2 separate regions of the Homo sapiens genome follow, and region 2 is linked to region 1. A link is a loop called in an ENCODE intact Hi-C map of the cell type or tissue named here. Cell type or tissue: K562. All regions are shown on one strand.

The links. A loop is a pair of places that touch in the nucleus more often than their neighbours do. Peaks named below come from ENCODE experiments on the same cell type or tissue, not always from the same donor. Only the 100,000 strongest peaks of a DNase experiment are listed, where the experiment ranks them.
Region 2: a loop joins it to region 1, with 4 times the contacts of the local background. A loop is called at or near these places in 1 of 110 quality-filtered maps.

What each region holds. Positions count from the first base shown.
Region 1 is chr12:131,347,839-131,350,338 of GRCh38, forward strand. It overlaps LINC02370 (long intergenic non-protein coding RNA 2370), which reads left to right. Exons shown (of 5, transcript NR_103736.1): 2 at 1,490-1,706. Among named protein-coding and RNA genes, the nearest start is that of LINC02370, 1.6 kb to the left of the region's middle. RefSeq lists an enhancer at 522-1,066. In K562, a CTCF peak has its summit at 1,020; a DNase peak (open chromatin) is centred at 2,358; H3K4me3 peaks cover 195 bases.
Region 2 is chr12:131,451,820-131,454,319 of GRCh38, forward strand. It overlaps a transcript of LOC101929974 not described here. Among named protein-coding and RNA genes, the nearest start is that of LINC02370, 110 kb to the left of the region's middle. In K562, a CTCF peak has its summit at 982; a DNase peak (open chromatin) is centred at 942.

The sequences.
Region 1 (2,500 bases):
TGTCTGTGTGAATGTTTGTGTATCTGTGCATGTGCATGGTTGTGGTATACATGCATGCGTATATATGCATGTGTGCACATGTGTGCTTGTGTGTGTCTCTGTGTGTGCATGCATATGTGTGCATGTGTGTGTGTGAATGTGTTTGTGTATCTGTGCATGTGCGTGTTTGTGGTATACATGCATACGTATATACGCATGTGTGCATACGTGTGCTTGTGTGTGTCTCTCTGTGCACGCATGTGTGTGCATGCGTGTGTCTCTCTGTGTGCATGCATGTGTGTGCATGTGCAGATTCATGTTTCTGTGTCTGTGCCATGCACGTCTGTACATATGCACATGTGCATGGGTGCATTCATATGCACACGTGTCTTGTGTACATGCATGTGTGCCTGTGTGTGAGTGTGCGCCTGTTGAGTCAGGTCTGTGAGTCCCCCTGAGGGCCAGGAGGCCGTGGGCAGGGCTGGTCCTGGAGAGCACTTCTTTTCCACGCACTTTGGCTTCCCCCGCTGAGCGCACCCCCCGCACTTGGCTGGCTGCTTTCACCCCAGCCCCGTTCCTCCTGTGCCCAAGAACCTCCTCCTCGTCTCCTCCTCAGCCACGCAGCTGGTGCAGCACAGCAGACCTGCACTGAAATGCATCGGGGAGAAAAAGGGAGGTGAAGTCAAACATCCCATCTGCTCCTGTCCACGTCCTCAGGTTCACTGCCAAGTTCTGACACTGCCGACTCCCCACACTGAAGGCAAATGGCCTCCCCGAATGCAAAACTCATTCCTTGCTTGCCAGCACCCAGAGATTCTTTCTGAAGATGTTTATCTTTTCTCATTCACTCTTCAAAATCCTCCATGTAGAGAAAATGCCTTAGAATTTCCTGAATAAGGAAACAACAGGCAGCATCCTCATCTACATCCCCTCGGGATTGCTGAATGGAATGCAGAGAGGAGAGGAGAGTGGAAAATAGCCCCTGGGTTTTAGGAAATATTAAGCAGTTTTTCAAGAGCCAAGAGCCCTGCAGGAGGCAGAAAAGGATATGATTTTGCAGTTTTGAATACGCTTTTCTCTGGGAGTAGCACTTTTCTACCAGAGGCTGACATTGGAGGGACCACCTGACATCAGATTAGACATTCACAAAAAGGCGCTGCAGGCAAGTGCTTCATAAAAAGACCTTCACCAAAGATGCACCTGACCCCCGGGCTCAGGGAGGCTCTTGTTAAATGGAGGATATTATGCCTGCTCTATTTACTGTGGGGCCTGCTTGGGGCTAATCAGAGGTTGCTTCAAATCTGTGCAGGTAGATGTATTCATGCAATAATACCTCATCTCCACTATATTGTTGTTTTAGCAAAAGATACTTTCATTCATGTTTTCATCTTTTTATTGTGGACAATTTTAAACATGCAGAAATGGAGGGAGAAGGGTATGGAGAACACCCATTTACCATCAGCCAGATGTCACAATTACCGATAACTTCCTGCATTTGCTTCTTCTCTAGATTTTTTGGAATTAATTCGAAGTACATTGCAATCACGATGGCCTTTTACTTCTAAATTCTACACTCTGCACCTCTAAAATATACAAGCATGTCCCAGGACCACCCTCAACTACTTCAGGTCCCTCGGAAAAGGGTAAGGTCAGCCAGGCTGGACACCACGCTGTGGGTGGCCTTAGGTCCTGCAAGCAACTGTGGCCACCAGCGTCGCAGCAGCAAGGTGAGCCTGAGCAGGAGCACACTGTCCCTACCTGTCTCTGTTTCTTCCTGCCCCTTGGGGTGTGGGCACCTTGCCAGCTGGGAAGCTGTAGTCTGTAACAGTGATCATCGTGCTCTTCGCTGCCGTCATTTCCAACATCGTCCGAGAATTTATGAAGTGCCGAGAATCCCTCTTACGGCTTCTCCTATATTCAACTACTGAATCCACATAAACCTGTTTTACAGATGGGCTTATAGAAGTGCAGCGATGCAAATCCAGACCGTTTAGCTTCCAAGTTCATACCCACCATCATCTTCTGCTCAACTGCAGAAGCATCAGGGTGAAGCCGGCCGTGCTGGGCTGGTGGGGCAGGTGGCAGTGGCTACCATGCAGGTCCGTGTGGGACTCCCCAGGGGACTTCATGCTGCATGATTCCCACCTCATGTGTGGACCTTGGTACCAAACTTGTGCTTAGGATTCAATTCCACATGTGAGTTATTCCACGATTCCAGTTCTGTACGTGTTTTCCATGTACGTTCACTAAAAACAGACCGAGAAACTTTATATCCAACTGATGACTCTGCCTAAGACTGTAGCAGGATTGATAAGGAATCAGAGACCGATGGGGTTGAGGAGGATATTTATTATTTAGGTACACCGGCCCAGTAGGACTAACATTCCAATGACTGAGCCCTGAACAAAGAGTTAAGTTACCTTTTAAGCATTTCATGGGGTGGGGTGTTGTGGGGGGGAGATCTGTGCAGGGGGAAGCATATTACAGAAGCGAGAAACAAAGACAGTTATTCAACTGAGAC
Region 2 (2,500 bases), 100 kb after region 1:
TAGTAATGCTCTTCTTTCATTTCTAATTTTAATCATTTGAATCGTCCCTCTTTTTTCGTGGGTCAACATAGCTAAAGTTTTGTCGATTTTCTTGATTCTTCAAAATGAGTAGAATTCCATTTATTTCTGCTCTAATCTGTATTCACTTTTTTCTTCTTCCTTTGGACTTAGTGTGCTCTTCTTTTCCCAGCTTCCTAAGGTGGAAAGTTAGGTTAATGACTTGAGATATTTCTTCTTGTCTAATCTAGATGTATGTGGCTATAATAAATTTCCCTGTGACACAGCATCCCATAAATTCTGGTATATTGTGCTTTTGTTTTTATCCATCTCAAAGTATTTTCTAATATCCCTTATGATTTCTTCTTGACCCATTTTATTGTTCAGAAATATGTTGTCTAATTTTCACATATAGACCAATTTACCAAGTTTTCTTCTATTACAGATTTCTAATTTCACTCCAGTGTTGTTGGAGAACTTACTTGGTATAATGTCATTCTTTAAAATTTCCTGAGACTTATTTTATCACCTGGAATAGGATGTATTCTTCGTATCATGTGAACGTGGAGAGAATGTGTTTCCTGCTGTTGTTGGGTGAAATGTTCTGCACATGGCCTGCCCCAGATGAGAGCCAGTGGGTCATGAGGAACAAGGGGCTCATCAGTAATTAGTCAGTTTGCTGGCTGCTGCAGATACTGGTTCAGTGATGGTGCCACAGACACTGGGGGAGGAGCAGGCTTCCTGCTGAGAGCTGTGCTGGAGCTGCCCCGTGTCAACAGTTAGAATAACAACAGCTTTCAGCATGCAAACGCTGCAGCTGTGGGTCCAAGCAATGGCAGGCAAGTCCCTCCTGCAATGTGCCATTCTGATATAACCACCTTCCAACCCTCCCGTGAAGCACCCTGCACATGAATCAGGAGCTGGGCGTTCACACCGGCCACGGGGCGTCCTCTGCACCGCTGTGCCTCTCAGCGCCACTGCCCCCTTCCTGCTTTGGACGGAATTGCATTTTAAAAATAAAACAGGCCAGTCTTTTGTAGATACCTGAGGACTTTTACCTTTTCATGGGGATCTGGCTATTCACGATGCTAGTAACAGCTATTCATTTGGAAGGGGTGTTGCACGACTCAGTCTCCAGGCATAAGGAGAATGGGGTCCTGAGATTTTTTTTTGTTTTTTTTTTTTTTTGAGATAGCATCTCCTTCTGTCGCCTAGCCTGTAGTGCAGTGGTGCGATCTCGGCTCACTGCAACCTCTGCCTCCCGGGTTCAAGTGATTCTCCTGTCTCAGCCTTCAGAGTAGCTGGGATTATAGGTGTATGCCACCATGTCTGGCTAATTTTTTGAATTTTTAGTAGAGACGGGGTTTCACCATGTTGCCCAGACTGGTCTCGAACTCCTGACCTCAGGTGATCCGCCCACCTTGGCCTCCCAAAGTGCTGGGATTACAGGCTTCAGCCACCGCTCCTGGCTGAGATTTTTTTATTTTCCTTTACATAGATTACAACAATGTGTGGAGAAGGCTTGAAGACTATTTGAAGATTGTTGCAATAATTTTTGTGTTTTATAAAGACGTGAATTCAAGTACATCTCTGTTCAGGCTCTTTATATACCTAAAGTCTTATGCCTAATTTCAAAGGAGTTTACACTCTATGAGAGTATTATTGAACACTTAATAAGAGTCAGGCAAATGCTTTACATGATTTATCTCGTTTAATCCTCACAACCATCCATTGTCACTAGGTAGGCCATACTGTCTTCCCTATACTATAAGTGAAGAAATTGAGGCCTTGGCAAGATTATGCACACTGGGCAATATCTCACAGCCAGTATATGTGGAGTCTAAATTTGAATCCAGGTGGTCTGAATCTAGAAGCTATATTCATGAACAATTTAACCTTTTATAATATAAATGTAAATGGACTTGCTTGAAGACAGAAAGTATTAACAGGAGTATATGATGCCTAGAGTCTAGGAATAGAACCAGAAACTCATGGTGAAGGGGTTAAGAGCATGAGCTTTGGGGACAGGAGGTAGCCCTTGGTTTCATTTCCAACCAATCCTTATTACCTCTGTAATTATATACAAGTTCCTGAAGACCTCTCAGAACTTTTGTTTCTTCATCTGCAAAAGAAGGTCATTGTGATGATGTATTTTATGTAAAACACATAGCACAGAATATAACACATAGTAAGTCCTTAATAAATATTAAGCAAAAGAGGGAAAGATATTCTAACTTTATCCATAACTATCTCTGAATGTTTATAAACAGAGTCCCTAGGGAAATACAAGTGCTGCCTGAATATCTGTGTTTAAGTGTAAACCCATCTAAATAAAATCAATTAAACTGGAAGCAATATTTCATAAGGAAAAGACTAGAGGTTACAGCTCTTAGCCTGCCTGCTATTAACCATCTTTGGGATCTTACTTAATATAGGACTTCATCATCACGATGCAGTTTAAGAGACTGCTTCCTGAACTGTCTATTCCAGACTTATGCTGTGT